Linked DNA regions of Mus musculus: region 2 is linked to region 1. A link is a loop called in an ENCODE intact Hi-C map of the cell type or tissue named here. Cell type or tissue: left cerebral cortex. All regions are shown on one strand. Links, peaks and the distances in the headings refer to the core of each region. The heading gives the core; the rest is flanking DNA.

Region 1 (10,686 bases), core at 3,638-8,637:
AATTCTCCCTTCCTACTTCTAATCAGGCCTGACCCTGTTTAGCTTTTAAGATGAGTTCATGTGCATTCAAGGTTTGGCTACAGATTCTCCTTCTGAATTCTCTATTTACAACTAAGAACGTAGCAAAGAAGTAACCTGGAAACTTAACATATTAATCTATAAATTGGCCATGGGATGGGTGTTTCGGTGGGAGACGGGCTGTAGGGAAGATTAAGAGGCTGTAGCCCACACCTGGTCCATATTCTGGATTCTCTGGACAGGAAGTACAGCATTTCTCATCTACCTGCACATCTGTCTTCTCTTAAGTCAAAATCTCAGAGAAAGGAGCACTGTTACATCCGGATGGATTCCTCTGAAGCTCCTTCCGTTCAGGATTTTGAAAATTTGCCATGTTGACCTTTTACAGAATCTGCTGGGTCCTCAGATCATTCCTCAAGAGAGGTCAAGCGAATACACTTTCGTATCTTAAGATTTTCTGCCACCACCTCTTGTCTAGCCTGTGAAGTGTGTGCGCGAGTGTGTGAGTGTGTGTGTGTGTGTGTGTGTGTGTGTGTGTGTTAAGCAGCAGTAAGGGTGTGCATCACTCAGCAGCTGGCTCAGGGAATGATTGGAAGCCTGAACCATCTTTAATCACTGCAAGTATCAGATGAGTCTGTGAAAACATCATGTCCCATCAGTGAAAATAACAGCTACTGCCTCACATCAACTGGCAAAGCACCAAACAGGGCTTCTCGCTGTCCCTCAGGCAGAGAGTTAATCTAAAAACAAAGCAAAACAAACCATCCTGTTTGCAGAGCTGCAGAGAGGGATCTATACTCACCCAAACAAACGTAAGCTGCTGTTTCTGCTTCCGTGAGCACTAGACTGTTCTGTATGCATTAGATTATAGCAACAATACAACAGCATGCATATATCAAAACTGTGTGCACTGGATGGCACTGAGCACACAGGCGTATATGATATTTGAAAGCTTACTGGATCAGACCTTTTGGTACAGTAAAGACTGCTTTTTCTGGGTGGGCATTCCGGTTCAGTGGGTAAAGTTGCTCGCTGGGAAAACTTCGTAATTCGAGTCCCCTCCCCAATAATCATTTTTTGAAAGAATGTTCTTTATAACATTATCACCCAAAGCTCGAAGGTGCAAACACACACAGCGTGTGTTTATTTAAAATAGGTCACATTGAAAAGCTAAATTCAAAATGCCTCAAATTTGAGTCAGCATCAGCTCTTCACTGAATGAGGCCCTGATTTAGAGTGAGTTCAGCTGAGGACCACACACAGCCCTGATGCAGCGGCAAGTGTGCTGCTGGCTTCCTCATGCCACCTCTGATATCACTCTTGAGCAGCACTAGAGGTAGGCACTGTGGAAAGAGGGTGTGGTGAGTGGGGAGAAGTGGAGCGCCGCACCTGTCACTCCGGGGGCTTCTTCTGGCTTGTCTCTGTATGCACAGGCAACTACACACCCAGAAATCTTCCAAGCAACTGCTTCTCCATGAGCAGTAGCAAGGGCAGTAGGAGATCAGGCATTGATGAGCACCCTAGACACGACGATTAGAAAGACGCTTCCTAGGGGAGGGAGGACTTGAGTTTGGTCTTCACCAAGTATAGCTAAGAGTTCTCAGGCTAGGCACATGCCAGGCAGAGATGAGATAAGAGGGCCAAAGCCTTGCTGGGGGGGGGGGCTAAGAATGGAGAACGGGGGTGTGTGTGAAAGAGGAGGGTGTGTGTCATGTCTATGAGGCTGAAGACTCTGAGGACTCTGAACTTCCAACACAAGACCACATGAAGTCGATGAGAAAGGACAGGATGTGATGAGAGTCACACTTTAGTAAGAACTGGCAGAAGCCTGACATTCAAAGTGAGCCTGCCAAGATGGGAGTTGGAGAGAGTTTGGAAGTTAAATGTCAGGGCATGGGGACAGGTGATCACAATTAAGAAGGAACAGTCAAAAGGACAAGGTCATAGGTGAATATCCTCAATGTGCTAGATGACTATCCGCCTGCCCTCTGCTGTGGAGTCTCCAGCTTGGGACAAACAGGGAGTAAGGACCAGGACGCAGGGCCACTGATTTGCTTGGTACCAAGGTTGGTACGGCCAGATACTCAGCCCCACCCAAGCTTTCTCTTCATATATTGGTTCGCAACTAAGGGGCACGACTTTGCCCCTTCATTAGAAAGGGGAAGATATATAGGGACGAGAGGAAGATGACAGAGGGTGGGGCACTAAGAGAAAAGGAAGGGGTGAGCAAGAAGAGGGAAGGCAGTGGAGGGAGAGAGGACAAGGCATCCTGAATGGCGACTGAGCGTGCCATTCCCCAAGCACAGCAGCAGCAGCTTCGAGCGAGTGCTACAACCTGCTGATCCCTCTCCAAACTCCTGGTTCTCCGTGGTTCTCTGCTGCAGATACGGAGAGCTTAAGCCAGAATGTGTCCAGTAAGTACTGAGGGACTGGCATCTGTGTAGGCAGGCCCCCTCAGTCCTGAACACATCGAGACCCTCAGGCCTCGGGACTTGCTGTTCCTTCTACCTGGGATACTCCTTAGCATCTTTTATTTGGAGTTTATCAATACAGGATTCTCAGACTGAGCACTCTTTTGTTTGTTTGTTGTTTTTCAAATTAGGGCGTATGGAGATGGCTCAGCGGTTAAGAGCACCTGCTACTCTTGCAGAGAACCCGAGTTCAAATCTCAGAATCCACATGGAGGCTCACAGCCATCCATAACTCCAGTTCCAGGGGGACCCGATGCCCTCTTCTGACCTCTGAGGCCACCAGGCACACACATGATACACAGACAGACAGACAGACATGCAAGCAAAATGCTCATACACATAAAATAAATCCAATACATACATAATTTATTCTACTTGCCTGTGTGCAAGTGCTCTGTGCACATGCGTGTGTATGCATGCACACATCACATGGACACACGTGTGTGAATGCATCGTGGCATGCACATGACAGTCAGAGACAACTTTTGGGAACCGGTTCTCTTTTCCTACCACGTGGACCCCGGGAACTGAACTCAGGTCATCAGACTTGGCAGCATGTGGCTTTACCTATGGAGCCACCTTCCCAGCCCCCTCTTCTATGTACCTTATATGTATCAACATCTAACTCTCACAACAACCTTATAATCCTCTAGTAAGCAAATAAAGAATTCCCCAGAAGATCAAATAACCTGGAGCTGTTGAGATGGGCCAGACTAAAAATGCTCCTTGCTACCAAGTCCTACAGCCTGAGTTCAAGTCCCAGAATCCACACAATGGAAGGAGAAAACTAACTCTCACAAGTTGTCTTGTCCTCTGACCTCCATATATGCACTGTGGCACATGTGCACATGCATGCATGCTACACACACACACACACACACACTCTTTTTTAAAGTACTAGATAACCTAAAGGAAGAATACATAGAGGATAAGGGCTAATATGCTAATCTAGGCAGTATGGCCCAAATCTGTACTCTCTTCCAGGAAGCTTCAACACAGCCCCTTCCCAAGATCCTTTGGGGACCTAGACAAGTATCCCTAATGTCCCCACACTTCATCACGTTCTCTTATACACGTTCTCTTAGCCCCGAGTATCTCCTTCCCAGCATAACCTGCAATTGCCTTATTTATGTATTTAGTTGTTTTCGTCTGTTTCTCTAGCCAGAATATAAACCTCAACAAGACAGAGATCTTGCCTTTTGTATTCCTAGAATAACCCTCTGGCTCCCGGTAGCCATCCTGTGAATAACTGCTGAGTGCACAGGGAGGGAGTGCACAGAGGCTGTGTTGTGCTAAGCAGAGACATAAAGTGGTGAGTGCTATTTCTCACTGTTTGTCCTGTTCTTCTCTGACCACTGTGAACGTTCAGCATCCTACACAAAAGCAGAAGGGAGCCACGGCCCAGTTCCCAGTGTATACGGACAAAGTTGACATGTTTATAACTGGCTGTCAAATCCTTCTGCCTGGGTCCTTGAGCACACAGTGATAAGCTTGTGGGAGGCAGGGATCGAGGCTTCTGATTTAACCCATCTGCAACCTCCACCACGTTTAGTATTTACAGGACACTGGAAGCTGTTCATGTCCGTATCAGATTGGAGCCCCCTCCAGATAACAAGTGCCCATCTCTGGGACCAGGAGGTTCCCTGAGAATGAACATGCTGTCACAGCCCTGGTAGGAAGGTTCTAAGTCAAGGCAGAAACTAAGACAAAGACACCATTTTTATATTCCACGAGTGCACAGCAACACACCGAACTCGCTGCCCATGAACACACTACAGAGGGATCCAATTCTGACCAAATGCCTATTATATACAAACACCATGATAGACGCTTCTACCTATGATCTATCTTGTGCATTGACAATTATCTTTAATTTCCTTTGATAAATGAGAAGAGTGAAACTCAGAGGACCCAAATCCCAAGCGGAGACCAAGGCACTTCTGCCTATCTTCTGCTCTCAGAGGGCTCTGCCTGCTCTGCACTTCCACTGGATTCCATGCTCCTTGCTGACCTGAACTTTACTAGCCAGTGGTCATCCAGTTCCTTTCCATGAAAATGACCTCCCTGCTGAGACCCTTGCCTTCCTTCTACCTTCCTGGGGGGCAGCTCCTCCAATTCTCCAGCTGGAATTCACAGTTTGCACAAGCCCCAAGGGATGACCAGAAGCCCCATGGTCTAAGTCTCTACTCCTCCTGAGACCCTTAGCCCACGCAGCAGAGAACCCTGTCAGTAGTTTTCCTCATCTCTTTCCATGAGAACCAAGCACTAGATGATGAAGAGAGTCACGCTTGTGTTTGAATGCCTCTGGGGGCAGGGCCAAGTGAGCCTCCAATTCCAAGTGGCACTTGGGAAAGGCAAACGCAGGTATCACAACCCCACCCTGTCACAAAACTCCCTCTCCCCAGACTTCTGACTTCCGAAAGCCTGAAACCGAAAACCAGCATGTCTAGGAAGGAAATCAAACAAAACTGCTTCCACGAGATGTTTCTCACTGGGGCGCACTAATTGCAGCACAAGATACTGGGCAGTGGGACAAATCTCACCTTCTATCACACACGCTCAGGTATCTCGTTCTCAACTTCGCTCCGGCTACACCAGAATTCACCTATCCCGGAAGTCAAGACACGTCTTTTCTGAACTGTGGGCCTCTGCAGCCCCATGGACATGGACACGCAACACCCACCGGAGGACTCCTGATTTAGAGCGAGTCTCCATAACCAGAACTGTAAAACATCTCAGCCTCCCCTTAGACTGGAATTAAGCATCCACTAGCCTCCTTCAGGGCCCTACAACAGGGCATTATCTTCCCCCCTCAATTTTGAGAGGTTTTGGCAAAAAAATAATAAATAAATAAATAACCACCTCACAAACAGAAACATTTCCTGATCTATAAGCCACTTTGAAAACAAATCATTATGTCGTTGAATATTTTATGACGGCCAATGCACCGGAGTAAGCAAGGCGCGCTCTCACCAACCCTTGCCATGTCTATTTTGAGACTCCTAGAGCAAACCCCAAATGCTTCCTTTATTTTTTCCAAACACCAATTTGTAAGTGCTGGATAGATTCTTGATGGATTAATGGCTCCACCCAAACTGACCCTGCAAACCAGAGCTCAGAGACTCCCCTTCTGTAGAGTTTTATAGTAACTGACCTCAAAGAACATCTCACTACTTTCACCCTACCTTAGAGGCACCAAAACCAGCCTCAAAATGTGGACTTGCCCAAGGTCACACAGCCAGGATGGCTCTGGGACACCTAGCCCTTGCAGCTACTCCATTTCCAGAGGCCATTGCCACACCCATCCTTAAGCTCAGTCAAGGCTGCTGCGGGTTAGGGACGCGACCTGTCCCTCCCCACCAATACAGACTTCTGTAGGTCTTCAACATTCCTCTCCACTCCCCATGAGCTCTGGAGCTGACACACTCTCGGGCACCCCCCCCCCCACTCAAAACAGAGCAATACAAGCGTGACGCTTCAGCCGATCGTCCGGGCGAACAGCTCAACCCACTCTGGTGCAGGTATGGCAGTGGAGACCGGACAGGCAGGGCTCATCTGAGGTCACTCAGAAAGTTGGCGCTGGCTGCGGCCGCACCTGAACCCAGGGCTGCCTCGCGGCTGGTCGCTCCTCCCACAACTACACCGTGCAGACCTCGGAAACTTAAGGCACACGGATCCCATGCACAGAGTTAACCGTTGCAGGTCCCAAGCAAGCTGGCGGCCACGCCACGGACGCCGGGAGAGGGGACACGAGGAGTGGAGCGGGTCACCCGGGAGCGCAGCGTGGAGGGCGGCGCGGAAGAAGCCAAGGAGCAGCTCCCAGAGACGCAGGCCTGGGCTGTGGGGATCCAGGTATCCCCAAAACTTTGCGGCGGCGCGGGGGGCCTCGCCCTTACCTGAGGAGGAGGCGCCGCCCGCGTGCACGCGGAGCCGGCGGGAGCAGTAGCTGGGGCGCCCCGCCCAGCGGCGGCCACGGTAGCCGGCCGGGCTCGGGCAGCGGCTCGGCTTGGGCTCCGGCTCGGCTCCGGCTCCGCCTCCCGCGCCGCGGCTGCAGCCCGAGGGGGGAGAGGCCGGGCCCGGCTGCGCCCGCGCCGTCTGGCGGCGGCAGGTGCTGAGGCTGCAGCTGCGGGGCCACCAGCTGCCGGCGCCGCGACCCCCGCCCCGGGGGAGGAGCCCCACGCACCGCCCACGCGGGCTCCTGAGGTCCTGGGCCGTCGCAGTGGGCGGTCCTGCTCCCACCCAGGCCCTGCCTCGGCTGGCCTTCCCCAACTCACCCGCCGGGGGATACGCAGCGTCCCCACGGGAACACTGAGGCTGGGAGGGGAAAGGGACACCCCAAGGTCACCCAGGCCAGCAGCCTAAGCTGGAACTCGGAATGACCCCCCTTCTAAGCTCTGGCTTCCCAGCTTTCTTACCCCGCGGTAGGAGACCCTGGGGAACACAGAGGATCTTTATACTTCCCTTGTCTCCCAGTCCTTGCCTCCCCAGTCTCTCCTGCTGAGGGCAGTGGAAGAGAGTGGGCTCACTTTAGGCACTGTTGACCACTACCCCGTCTCTGCCCTGAGAAGTCATAGTCCCCCAATCCTTCTGTTCTGGGGGAGGGGGCTCGGAAGATCTAGAAGCCTTAAACTACTGAGATACCCTGGGGCTCTGCACCCATGCCCCTTCTGATCCCCGCCCCCACCCCCCAAGCCGAGTAACCCAGTTCCCATGTTACAATTCTACCACCTCTTTCCCCATGCAAGTCTCTTAAGATGGAATAGCTACACCCCCAGGCTTACGCTGTGCTAGACACTGGAGAAGTGGCCTCCAGAAAAACCTGGTACTGTTTCCTAGTACAGTCTAGCCGATTGAATAAAGTGCTGATCCGGTGCCCGTAGCACCATCCCGCCTACTGAAGGGGGTGCCTCTGAACAACAACTGGAGTTGGCCAACTAGAGTGTGGGAAAGCATTCCAGAGGACCAGAACAAAGCTCTCAGGATATCGCAGCTTTCACTGAAACAGGAGCAGAAAGGGAGCAGAATTGAAGAGTTAGAGGAGGCAGTTCCTGGTCAGTATTCCGTGCTATCCTTAGCTATCATGGGAGGAGGAGTTTTAAGGATAGAAGGTGGCAATCTTGTTGCCACCAGATTATCAAATTAGACCACTCTGGGAATCAAATGAGCACAGACAAGATCCTTAATCCAGTGACAAGTGGGCAAAGCAACAGGTCAGCCCTTGGCCTGATGAAGACAGAAACTCCAGCACCCACCAGGTCCCTAGCCTCCAGTAGTAGGACCCAGGGTTAGCACCACTGGGGGAAGTGGGAAGAAACGGAAGATACAGAAGCATGGTGGGTATAAAGTCAGCTTTAAGAAAATTAAATATATTTCGCAATAGCTTATGAACTGACGATTTACAGTAAACTGAAAGACTGTACCGTGGATGGAGATTATGTGCACAATCCAGATTAAACACCAATGGGGCACTTGTCACACAGGAAAATAAGAACCCAGCCCTGTTGTCAGCAAGAACAAAAATTTCCCATCAGGTCAGATCCTGTCCCTCACAGTTTCCTAGCTGCCTGGGTCGATAATGTTTCACACAGGGCCGTCATTGGCTTCAGAGGCTCTGCTCTGCGTGGGATGCCCCCCTGCACGCTCATCCCTGACAGCCTGCTGCACTGTTTCTCCCTACATCTGCCGTTCTGGTGGGTCCCACAGTGCCAGGCACTCTTTGCCTTAAGGCTGTTTTCCTCCTTTCACCCTTGTGGAACAATTCTTTTCCTTAATTTTATTAGAATGTATTCAGTGTGCCAGGCTTCATAGATGCCATCAAGGACATCATCGTACCCTCTGACCATATTCACTAGCCATCACTATCCCGATCTCCTTCCAGGTCTGTTCTTTTTCTCTTCATCTTGAATTCTCAAGTGTACAGGGTTTCTCTGTATAGCTCTGTCTGTCCTGGAACTCACTTTGGAGACCAGGTTGGCCTCGAACTCAGAAATCCGCCTGCCTCTGCCTCCCGAGTGCTGGGATTAAAGGCATGTGCCACCATGCCCGGCTAAGTGTACACTTTTTACACACAAGTATGGAATCTACCTTTTACATAAGAGAAGGCATTATTTGTCTTTCTGCGTCTGACTCCTATGGGCTGTGTGACTCAAGTCAGGTGGTTCTTCTGTGCTCCAAACCCGGACACACAAACACCTGCTGAACTCCCAAATGGTCCTCCAGGGCCCCAGGCTCAAACTCACATCTTTCCCCTAAATTATGTTTCTCCGTCTCTACTTATGGTGGTACCATCTTCCTAGAGGCATCAAACCAGGAAACCAAATAGTCATCTTACTCTTCCTGTACCTCATACGTAGTGGTCACTAAATCCAGTCCACACTGTCTCCTTACCATCCCTTACACTCAGTTGATAGCCTAATTTTAATGATTATTTGTGAGTGAGTGCGTGTGTGTGTGTCTGTGTGTGCATGCCCATGCATGAACATGCAGAGGCCTATGGAGCCCAGAAGCATCAGATCCCTGGAGGTGGAGTAACAGGCTATTTCAAGTCACCTGACATGGGTACTGGGAACTGAACTCAGTCCTCTGCAAGAGCAGTACATACTCTTAGCCACTGAGCTGGCTCTCTCCAGCTCAGTCTCGCTGCTTCTCACAAAGGCTATAGTAATACCTCTTGTCTCATCAATTTCTCCTTCCTCCTTCCAGTGCTGCTACAGTCTCTAAACACATGTCAGGTCTCCTGAGGATTCACCTGCTGATTAAGTCTTATGGCATCTCTCTACATAGTCTTGACTGTCCTGGAACTCACTTTGTAGACCAGGTTGGCCTTGAACTCAGAGACCCACCTGCCTCTGCCTCCCAAGTGCTGGGATTAAAGGTATGCACCACCACACCCGACAATTTATGCTCTCCTATGGCTGCAGGCCCATTTCTACTCACTGCACACTTGACCACCAAACACCTATGCTCCTAGACTATATCATGCAATGAAAGCTAATATAGACTTGAGCCAAGGTATCTGGGTTTAAATCCCAATGCTGCTACTTTTTTAACCCTGTATAATTTGGGAGAAAGTTCTAGAACCTCACTTCTGAGTTTCTTCCTCTAGAAAAGAAGCATAACAGCAATGCTTACAACCCACAGTGATCTAAATTCAGCTTTGGGACGGGGGTGGGGTGGGGTAGCCTGTTAGCCAGTGCTGTCAATTTTAACCGCTTATAACCGTGTGGCTTGCTCTGTTTACAGAGAAGGAATCTGTTAGTCCAATGAGTAAGTACCTTACTAACGATTAAAGCAGCTGCTCTGACATTCATACAGGATTCAGAATTTCTCATAACCAAAGACTTTACACAAGAGCTTTCCTCCCTGTAGGAGGCCTCCTTAGTTCCCCACTGGATAGACAAACTCTTCATCTTTAGCTTAAGGCTTTCCTCAAGCCCCCTAGTCTCCCTCTGCACATCTGGTACACTTGTACGTCCGTCAAACTTGGTCACGTGTGTGTGGTTTGGTAACATGTCTGTCTTATGGGGACCTCTTGAGAAAGGTAACGCCTAATTAGGTTTTGTGTTTTCAGTATGCCATAAGTGTGTCTGAGTGAATGAATAACTCAGCAAATATTATAAGCATACATACACACAGATACACACACATATACACATATATAGATGTAGATATCATATAGGTATACACGGTCCTCAAGGCTTGACCCTAACAGCTGTCATTTCAGTATCAATCCCTCCCAGCATCCTCCTCTGTCACCCAGAAGAGTCATTTCTGATGCGAGGACAGCATTGGATGATGCTGTAATCTCCCAGAATGAGACAGCAAGACTGATATTTGCCTGTGCCTTGCCCCTATCGGATGCCGTGCCTTTTTTTAGTGACACCATGTAATAACCCATAATGAGACTCTGTGTTGCATCCTAATGAGACTTCCTGACTGAAACATCTGAGGCTTTAATTTATTTCCTTTAAGTACCATTTCAACTCAAAGTTTGCTCTCTCTGTGGTGGTGAGGGTTCCATTTGTCATCAGCTAAGTTCCCATACCTTCCCTTTATCTCTATTAATCTTCTTTGCATTCAAATACTCCTAAGAGTGGACTTACTAGTGAGCATTTCTATACAGTTGCCTTCTTAGAACGCCCAGCTCTTCCTGACTGCACATCTATTGTTCCCAAAATAGAACAGTTTACTGCTTCAC
Region 2 (10,686 bases), core at 1,829-6,828, 86 kb before region 1:
TGGTGGGAGTGTCGGGTACTTGTTTCAGGTCAGGGTTTCCCCCTACAGAGCAGCTGTTAAACATCATCAGGACTGCCTTGGAAAAGCCACATCGATACAACAGCTGAAGCAGAGGTCTGATGGCAGCTGAAGCTGCCTGGGGAACCTGTCTGTCTCCCCTGTCCTTTTATTTTTCTGTCCCCATCCGACTTCTTCATTCTTTACGTGATATAAGGTCAAGTCTCTTTTGGCTCCAGGTATCCCTTTCTTCTAAACATGTAAGGCTGAGAATTTCTATCACATTTCAAGAGAATGAGAAGAGAGCAAAAGCACAGCAAGAACCAAGTCTCCCACATTCTAAAAGTGACGTCTCCTTTTGCTGAGAAATAAGATACAGTAGATCTTAGAGACTGCTTTGGGAAACTCTACAGGGAATCAGAGACCTAGCACCTCTTGGCATTTAGGAGAATTCCAAATACCAAGAAAATGCCTCTAATATTTAAGGAAGATTAACTGCTTGGTTGGAAACAAACGGGCCTGTCCTGACCGGGGAAAGACTCAGCACCTCACCTTCTTCAGCGGATACCCGGTGCGTCGGCCGTCTGTTTCCAGACCAGTGGAAGACGGAGTTGGCCGGGTCCACAAACAGCCTGTAGTACCCAGCGATCAAGCAGGCCAGGTCTTTTGCACTGCTGGATTCCAGCAACAAAGTCAGAACCTGTGAAGGTGAATAGAAAGTTTCTGTTTGTAGAGGACCCAGATACAGCAGGGCTGTATGGGGCCAAAGGGAGAAACTAAGCCATGTCTACAGACTGGCCCCTAGCGGCCCACATTTTTATACATCGCCTCCTTTCTTTCTCTCCTCTGTCCCACCCCACCCTACCTGCACCACCCACACAGCTAGCCCCTGAGACCATACCTCTCAAAGGGGAAGGTGGAAGAATGACAGAGAATGAAGACATGGTGGTAAACACACAGTGCCTTTCTTGGGTACAGTGGATGAAATCAAGGGAGGGGACAGTGACCACAGGACCTTCCAGAAAGGCCCCAGGCTGGGTTCTGCCTTCTCTTTTGATAGCTAAGGTCTTTAAGGGTCTGGGTGGATGGGGCATGGGGGGTAGGGTGGGATAGAGGATAGAACGAAAGGAGACAATGTATACATTAGGCATGCCCACTGTGCATCAGGAGGCACCCTGAACTGTTTACCCATTTCAAAGAGTTCACCCAACAAACTCTGGGTACAGGGTTTTTCAATCATACACAGGGCCTAACAAACAGAGCCAACCCTTGTCAAGAGCGTCTTGGGATGATGCAGGCTCCGTTTGCTGCTCTTCACTTGAGGCAGATCCTTCGAGCCAGATCAGCAGTGGGCTTTCCTACTGCTCAAAGCTCGTGCAAACTACCCTCAAATACTTAGCACCAAACTCCAGGAGCCAAACTGAGGCCCCTTCTCTTCCGCTGTGAGCCGATTACCTTAACGTCCTGAAGGTAGACCTTGACCATGCTCACTTTCTCAGACTCTTCTGTCAGCTCCACGCGGCTGATGTTGGCGAACTCTGCCAGCGTGGATATGATGTTGAGCTTGCTGTTGATGATCTGGCTAATCCCGTACTTGGCCCCAACCAGGAGGGCAATGTAAGATTCTCTATCCTGTAACTGCAGACGGGTGGAAGGGAAATCAGTTTCTATTCGCAAGCTTGTGAAAATATAAACACACTGTACATGACGACGTCTCTCTCTACAACTTTTATTTTTTTCTTTTTTCAGAAATGGTTTTGGTGTGTAGCCCAGGCTGGCCTCATGTTTATGGTCCTCCTGATGCTCTCTCCAGAGTTCTGGGCTTCCAATGTGTGCCAGGCGTTGCTTCTCTCTCTCTGCCGAGTCTGTTTCCTAAGTGCGGCCCTCGTCACCATTCCCCGAGATTACGCCTCATGGGGCCCACCCACAGCTAAATTAAAAATAAATGTATCGCCTGTAAACTATTTTTTTTACTATATTGAAATTATGTTTATAATAAGTGTTTCTATGTATTTGAGTCCAGTGCCAACAGGAGCCAGAAACAGGGTGTTAGATTCCCTGGAACTGTAGCTACAGTCCAAGGTAGGTGCTGGGAACTGAACTCAGGTTGTCAGCTAGAGCAGTGCATGCTCTTAACCCCTGTAATCCCAGCACGTAGAAGACAGAGGCAGGAGGATGAGTTCCAGGTCAACCTCAGGTAGCAGGTTTGAGGCCAGCCTGGGCTGCCTGAGACCCTGTTTCTTCTTCTTGGACCCAGACTCAGCTAGCAGTAGCAGATCTTATCTTTCCACCCTTCTTCTCTCCCAACAGTGACCACAGCCTGCATCATGGCGTTGTCTGTGGGTTAGCTTACTTCATCCTTGAGGGCAGAAACTATAACCAATTCAGCTCTGCCTCCCATAGCATCTTCCAGGCCAGGGCCCAATACATATCTGCCAATCTGCAGATATTCAAGGTCCTGGGCAAGCAGGAGTCTATGGTTGTCTGGTACATACCATCAAAGTGGCATTGAAGACTTTCCCACCATACGTCTTGAGTTCCCCAAGGATCTGAAGATAATTTAAGCGTAGCTGAGCAGCAGAAATAAGTTGCTTTATGAGACAAAAAAAAAAAAAATTACTGAAATCAGAATTATTTACTTGCCTAAAATCTAGGCAATGGTGAAAATGATTCCCTCCCCCCCACCTCCCCAAGATTTTTCACAACAGAAAGCTGGGCGGGTCAGCAGAGGCTAGACTGCCTTACCTTCTGCCGGGGTTCTAGCAGATTCTGGTTTCTTTTCATGTGGAAGCTAATGGCTTTCTTGATGTCTTTGCCTTTCATATTTCGGAGTAAAGTTGGAGATATAAAATTCTCTATTCCCCAGTCTTTCCTGCCGCAAGACATTGGAGACAAGGACTCATGTTCACATGTTTACATTGCACTTGGTTCCAACAAAGAGCCAATGACACAGAATTCAGATATAGAGCTCTGACATACAGCAATTAGGAGTACCTTTCTCTAGTGGGAGGAATAGAGACAGGCAGAGGTGTAGATACAGAAAGAGGAAAAAGCAAGAGAAAGAAAGAGAAGGGATGTCTGTGATGTTTGAGTAGGTTTGGCCCCTGTAGACTCATGTGTTTGAATGCTTGGCCCATGGGGAGTGGGCACCATTAGGAAGTGTAGGCTTGCTAGAGTAGGTGAGGCCTTGTTGGAGGAAGGCTATCACTGTGTGGGTGTGTGGGTGTGTGGGTGTGTGGTGTGTGGGTGTGTGCTTTCAGGGGTATCTTCCAGTGCTCAAGCTCCGCCCAGTGTGGAATTAGAACCTCCTCCTGGTTGCCCGAGGGAGACAGTCTCCTGCCTGTCTTTGGAACAAGATGTAGAACTCTCAGCTCCTCTTCTTTCACCATGTCTGCCTGTATGTTGCCATGCTTTCCACCCTGATGATAATAATGAACTGAATCTCTGAATCTGTAAACCAGCGGCAATTAGATGTTTTCCTTTATAAGACTGTCTTGGTCATGTCGTCCCTTCACAGCAATGAAGCCTGAACTAAGACAATGTCCATATCTTCACTTATCTCTATCTGTATATCTCTCTATTAAAGGAGAGAGAGACAGAGTGAGGGGCTTTCCCCATAAACACACATGATATACATTATATACATTCTGCATTTAGGACCTCCTGACTGGTCTGGAAAATGACTGGTCTTGGTGTGGGATATTTCATGAATCAAAGCAGAAGTTCTCCATCTTTCTTTTAATTTAAAATTCCATTTCATTCATATATTGTGTGTCTACACTAAGTTAAACTTCTAAAAAGGGGAGCCCAAACTGCTGTATTTTAGCAAGTGTGTACATGTGTAGTGACCAGAGGACAACCTGTGGGAATTGGTTCTCTCTTCCTACCATATGGGTCCTGAGACTGAACTCAGACTCAGGCTTGGATGCAGGGGCCTTTACCTGCAAGGCCTTCCAATAGGCCTGTTCTCAGTCCTTTTAATAACAAAAATAAGTGGCGTGACCATCCACATATAAGAACAAGTCTCGTACCCTCTGCTAGGGAACAAACTCAGGGCCTTGCGTATGCTACGCAAGCACTCTGCCACTGAGCTAGGTTCAACACTCTTGCCACAGAGCGCACCTGCCAATCCTGAGGCTAAGCTTTAGAACATTATTAGCCTAGAAGCCTCAGAAGCCCCCTAAAGTTGCACCTTGACTCATTATACCAGGGATCTGTTCTATTTTTAAAACCTGATTTCTCCATTTGATTTTGATACCCAGACAAGCTAGAGCAGAGACCTGGGGAGGGGCTTAACATAACGGATATTAGTTCTCTGAGCTAAGAATCGAGAGGAACATGGATCGTAGGACTTGAAGCATCCCCCATTTGGAGGAAGGCATAATGCCATAGCCAATTGGTTCACACCTGTTGGGAAAATTAATTTCCAAGACATCCCTGCCCTCAGAAGTTGTCAGCTGATGACCTCAGACATTCTTTCAGGGACTGGAAATTTACAAGGAGACTCTGTGTAACTGCAAGAGGAAATGGCTTCTACCCAGACAGGGAGCCAGGCTGGGTAAAGGGAAATGGATAGAGAGACAAAGGCAGATGGGTGAGTATCGGCTTTCTCTGGAGTCTGGCCATCCTGGCTAGGAGCCAGCAGTCCCAAATGTGACACAGCTGCCACCCCCTGCCACTCACTCTATGTACTTCAAAGAGATCTTCTGTGGCTGGGCACAGGCATAGATCCGCTCCTGGATGTGCAGGGCTGCAAGCCGGAGGGCAGAGTTGCACTTCATCTCCACAGCAAAGCGCTCCTGGAGTACATCACTGCAGCTCTGCAAGAGATCACACAGAGCAGCTAGGCAACAAGAGCATACACATTGCGCGAGCGCGCGCGCACACACACACACACACACACACACACACACACACACACACACACACTTCTTTCCGGTCAGAGCAGCAGGATCAGCAGCCAGCTCTGAGGACTTGGCTCTGTGACCTGAGTTACATTCAGACTAAGTATAGTGTTTTCCATTGTTAATCGCATACTGACTGTCTATATGATCTGTATTATTTGATTTCTGGGAGGTTTAGAAAAGATTATATGCAGGAATGTGAGCATAAATCACACAGTGCTATCTTAAGCAAGTACAATGCACTGGTGGTGTGGTGGCTGCTATTACGATTTTCTAGCCCCATTTCTGTAAGACTTAGGCCAGCCTTACACCCCAGTGGACTGTAAACTGGTGACATCTCCCAGACGACTCTTCCCATCCAAACAAAAATAACGAAAGTAATTTCACTCTAGGCAATAGAGGACAAGGCGTAGTTAGAAGTCAAGAAACCAGGTTTCTAGCTGGGCATGGTGGCAGATGCCTTTAATCCCAGGACTCAGGCGCAGAGTCAGGAGGATCTTCAAGGCCAGCCTGGTCTACAGAGCTAGTTCTAGGACAGCCAGGGCTATACAGAAGAAATAATGCCTCAAAAAACAAGAGGAAGGAAGGAAGGAAGGAAGGAAGGAAGGAAGGAAGGAAGGAAGGAAGGAAGGAAGGAAGGAAAAGAAACCAGGTTTGGCTCTACTGCTAAGTAGGGACATCGGACACATTCCCCTTCTAAGACCTGGTTACGTCATCTCTAACATGAGTTTCTGCAGCACTAAAGCCCCATCCTGCAATAAAAGTGGAAAGGATAAAGCGTTTAATAGTATTAGAAAAGTGTATCATCTACATTGAGGACTAAGCCTAAATTTGATTAGTCTACTGCAAATCTCCCATTACAGCAACTTGGAGCAGGAACAATGGGGAGGGATAATGAGACCCACTGTTCTCTAGAAAGAGACCATCCCTCGGGAGAGCTGTTTTAGCTGCCACCAACCCAGAATAACCCAACTATGCGATGCGTCCTTGAGGCCACTGGCACCCCAGGAAGCACAGCCTGGTCACCTGAAGGTAGAGATATTCAAATGCCACAGGGTCTTCTTTCAGCAGGTCCAGGGGGTCCTTGGGCACAAAGCTCACCCTGAAGAGGCAGCGGGAGTCCTGGGATTCTTCCCTTTCTACCACCTGCCCAAGGCAAAGACAATAAGGTGACCTCGCCGCTCTCCATAAAGCGGCTTCACAGGGAAGAGAGAAAGGGAGGCCGCTGTTCTATTTCAGTCTTCCCCCCCAAGACAGCACAGCCTTCTCTCTTAGCCTGATTTTCTTTCCCATGGTGTGGAATGTGAAAGATTCAAAGAGTGTTGTTTCTTCTGTCAGAGGAATCCCTGTCCACATTTCAATGTCCTCCCAAGGGACAGTCTAGGAACCCATGCCCACATCTCAATGTTCTCCCAGGTACAGTCTAAGACAATTTGCTTTGTGGTTTGAATGTGAAGGTCCCCTCTCCCCAGCACATGTTCCAACATGTGGTCTTGAGTGGGAAGGGCTGTCTTGAGAGGCTGTGGAGCTTTAGGAGGTAGGGCCTGCTTGGAGAGAAAGTGTCTCTGAGGCCCAGGGGCATATCTTGGGTCCCTCTGTTTCCTATCTGCCACTATAATGTGACCACCTGTGATAAGCTCCCACCATCACGGACAAGGACTGTTCCTGCTGCCATGCCAACAACGATGCGTTGCAACTCCTAAACTCCAAGGTGAAATAAACTTCTCTCCTCTCCTAAGTTGCTCCTGACGGGGATTTGATCACAGCCAGGAGGATGGAATGCAAATGAGTGTTGATTTCCACAAGTGAAGATGGAGCTTGTACACTTCTGCACTTTATTATTTTTTAAGAGTTTGCAGCAGTTGGCGAGTGGTGATTGGGTCATGCCTCACTTGCAATGAGGTAGCCTGAGTGACACCCCCGCCCCCAAGGGTGAGGCTTCCCTGTTCCATTCCCCTGCTGAAGGAGCCCTCTCCTCCCCCAACTGTAGAATGTCTACTGATCTCTTCAGAATACACCCTACAATGATTTGTTGAACTGACCCATGTTTGACTTTAAAGATTCTGTGCTACAACTTCTTGCATGGCTGAAGGACTGGGTGGCACAGGACTGGCTGTTTGTCCTGTCCTATCATGACGGTTGCCTCTCAGTGGGGCAATGCCACAGAAAGAGTTTTGGACACAGCAACCAATGATCCCTAATAGTTCTGAGACAGCAGGGTGCCAGAAAAATGATCAAAGCTTGAATCAAAAGACTTTGTCAGATACGTGACTGGGGAAAACCACCTTACCCTGCTAAGCCTCCACATCTAGAAGACGGGCATCTTGGACTATGCCCTGCATGCCTCATAGGAACAGATGCAAACCAGGCCAGAGTCTTGCCCTTCTTACCCTGGCCGAGTGAGTGTACTCGATCCAGCCCTGCAGTGGCTGAGAAGCCTGGCCTCCCTACCTGCTGGACCAGCTCTTCCTCATGCAGAAGGTGTAGGCGGGAGATGCTGTACTGTTCCTCAAGGGCCAGCGCAAAGTACTCGATGCTTCGGATGGACAGCTTCTCCTTCACCGTGAGGATGATGTCCTGGCAGCAGAGGGGAAGAGGGGTCACTGATGAGTGGGAGACTTCCCAGGCCTTCTTACAGCTTCCCCAGTAGAAGAAGCTGGTGCTGCTGTGTCCTCTGCTAACACAGGCAGGGCCCCAGCCCCCATGCTGGACCTTTTACGGCCCTGCACCACTCAGGGCAGCAATCTATCTTGCTTTTCTTGGGAGGATGCAGCCTCCATGGGGGAGATACCAGTCTCCTGCCTCAGTGTCTGGATAGAAACTCTCTGAGAGTTACCAGTCTGCACCAACTGCTTTCTGCACAGAATCTTCCCAGTTCCCTCATGTGACTATGAGATGTTGGCTTTAGTTTCTTCCTCTGAAATGGAAGATAACAATGCCTACAGACTGCGGGGGAGGCTGTCAAGATGGAAAGGCAGATAATGCTGTGCAGAGGCTCCACAGCCACCAGGCCACACCCGTCTTTCTCTCCAGTGTCCCCTGTCATGTCACATGCCTCAGGCACTCACAGACATTCTTCCCTCTGACGTATACACTTTTTTTCATCATCTTCCACAAGGTTGTTTCTGCCCTTTTAAGTTTGACTTACAACTCACCTCTTCAGAGAGCTTCCATCTGGCTACTGTATCTAAATGTCACCCTGCCTATTATTCTCAGTTGCAGGAAGATCTCTGGTTGGAGATTGAACCTGTGGCCTCACATATACTAGGCAAGAGCTCCTCCGGCATGTTTAGTCCCCCATCATTAGTTACTGTCCATTTCTTTAATAAACAACGTTCTTTCTGTAAAAGACAGTATATCAGATACATGAAAGGGTTCTAGACTGGCACTGAGCCTCCACAGATCACTGTATCTGTAGACACCGATGAGTGGGGAGACTTCCCAGGCAGTTCTCTGTGTGGTTTTTCTCTGTTTTGGTAGACACTAACACCTGTCATCTGAACTTCTGTATGTATTCATTTTCCCACGGAAGACACTTAGTACAGTCCCTGGCAGGCAGTGTTCTATATTCGCTCACCTCTAACATTTGTTTTCTTGCTCATTTCCTTTTACCTTAATAGACAGCAACTCGCTGACAGTGTAGACCTCCCCAATGTTGGAGTCTTACGCAGGGTCTCTACTGCTATGATTAACACCATGGCCAAAAGCAACTTGGGGAGGAAAGGGTTAACTCAGCTTACACTTTCGCAGCACTGTTCATCATTGGAGGAAGTCAGGACAGGGCAGGATCCTGGAGGCAGGAGCTGATGCAGAGACCATGGAGGGTTTCTGCTTGCTGGCTTGCTCCTCATGGCATGCTCAACCTGCTTGTTTATGGAACCTAGGACCACCAGCCCAGGGAAGGCACCACCCACAATGGGCTGGGCCCTCTCCATCAATAACTAATTAAGAAAATGTCCTACAGCCAGATCTTAGGGATGCATTTTCTCAGCTGAGGTTTCCTCCTTCCAGATGACTCTAGCCTACTCAAGCTGTAATAAAACTAGCCAGCACAGTTGGGGTCTGTTATACTCCAATGCTTGAGGCCTTAGAGATGCTCAAAAATATGTCACTTGATAAATGATCACTGTGGACGCACTACAGAACTCAGAACCTCAGATTTAGAAAGCCCCAATTGTGAAGGGCTGCCTGCTCCCTGTGACTCCTGACCACCAGTGCCCCCACTGCTGGCTCCATTACTCTCCACAACTAAAGAGGTGACTAAGTTCCGAAGACAGTATCTGTGTCTGCAAGTCAACAGCATTAATTTGGCACCTACTGTGTGCCAGGCATGGTGCTTACCGCAGCAGACAGCCCCATCACTCTCTCTTGACTGTACAATTATGATGGAATATGAATGTACACACTTCTGGCATTGCAGACTGACTGGTGAATTATGAAAATTATTTTTACTTTGTTACATTTCATTCACTAATTTTCTGTGCTTGTTTGTGGTTGCGTACAAGCCAGTGTGTCTGTGGAAGTCAGAGGACAGTTTGCAGGGATCTATTCTCTGCCCCAACCGTGTGGATTCTGAACTCAAACTCAGGTTGTCAGTTTTGGTGGCAAGTGCTTTACCTGCCGAGGTATTTCACTGGCCCTTTGGTCTTTGACTGGTTGGCAAGCATGCCTCTTGACTCTGCCGGTCCCTTCTCCCATCTTCCCTTGCCTTGAAAGCCCATATGTATTTCCTGTCTTGGCATAGGGCTGCTCAATGGACCCTTCTGCCATCCAGCAGTTTCCACCTTGCAGCTACAGGAGCTGGCAAACAGCAGCCATGAGGCAAATAGAGCTCTCTGCTGATTTCTTCAAGAGAACAAAGCCACACACCAGCCACTATGATAGGGAAGTTGAAAGTGACCCGATGGCCCTCAAAACCTAAAATATTTTTATTTGGTCTTTTATCATGTAGATCTAAGCAGTGGTTCTCAACCTTCCTCATGTGGCGACCCTTTAATACAGGTCCTCATATTGTGGTGACCCCCAACCTTTAAATTATTATGTTGCTACTTCATAACTGTAATTTTGTTACTGTTATGAATTGTAATGTAAATATCTGATATGCAGGGTATCTGATGTGTGACCCTTGTGAAAGGGCCATTCAACCCCCAAAGGGGTCATGACCCACAGGTTGAGAACCGCTGCTCTAGGCCCTTGGCTAGGCTCACATCTGTGTGGTTCCCCGCTTGCTCGAGAACAGTCAAGGCTTTCCAGGATCAAAGGGCCTAAATCCAAATTCAGTTTAATAGACACTCAAGTATCAAGTGCTAATGGAACCATTCCTTCCATGGTATTTCTCCCTCGCCTTCTTTTTAGAGAAATAGTATCTTAGCCAGGCAGTGGTGCTGCAGATCTTTGATCCTAGCACCCAGGAGGCAGAAGCAAGTAGATCTCTGTGAGTTCGAGGCCAGCCTGGTCTACAGAACGAGTTCCAGCACAGCCGGGGCTACAGAAAGAGACCCTATCTTGAAAAAGAAAGGGGCCGGGGCCCTCAGGACCGGAGAGGTGGCTCCGTGGTTATGAGCTAATGCTGTTCTTGCAGAGGACCTGAGTTTGATTCCCAACACACAAATCAGACAGATCACAATCTCCTGTAACCTGAGTTCCCCAGGGGATCTAACACCTAAGGTCTCTATGGGTAACTGTACTTGTGTGCACATACACATAATTATAAATAACAAAGAGATCTTTAAAAAAGAAGAGTCTCACCCTGTAGTCCAGGCTAACTTGGAATTCCTGATCCTCC

Evidence for each region. A loop is a pair of places that touch in the nucleus more often than their neighbours do. Peaks named below come from ENCODE experiments on the same cell type or tissue, not always from the same donor. Only the 100,000 strongest peaks of a DNase experiment are listed, where the experiment ranks them.
Region 2: it touches region 1 in a loop (2.1-fold over the local background); 5 of 42 quality-filtered maps call a loop at or near these places.

Annotation. Positions count from the first base shown.
Region 1 is chr4:45,180,657-45,191,342 of GRCm38, reverse strand. Frmpd1 (FERM and PDZ domain containing 1) reads right to left here and starts at 6,437. Exons shown (of 16, transcript NM_001081172.2): 1 at 6,386-6,437. In left cerebral cortex, for the core only: a CTCF peak has its summit at 6,601; DNase peaks (open chromatin) are centred at 6,170, 6,697 and 7,357; H3K4me3 peaks cover 2,317 bases; H3K27ac peaks cover 1,042 bases.
Region 2 is chr4:45,265,261-45,275,946 of GRCm38, reverse strand. It overlaps Frmpd1 (FERM and PDZ domain containing 1), which reads right to left. Exons shown (of 16, transcript NM_001081172.2): 8 at 7,353-7,478; 9 at 5,928-6,047; 10 at 4,681-4,817; 11 at 2,743-2,869; 12 at 2,493-2,588; 13 at 1,453-1,635; 14 at 550-697. Among named protein-coding and RNA genes, the nearest start is that of Trmt10b, 27 kb to the left of the region's middle. In left cerebral cortex, for the core only: no CTCF peak of the experiment used is centred there; a DNase peak (open chromatin) is centred at 4,680.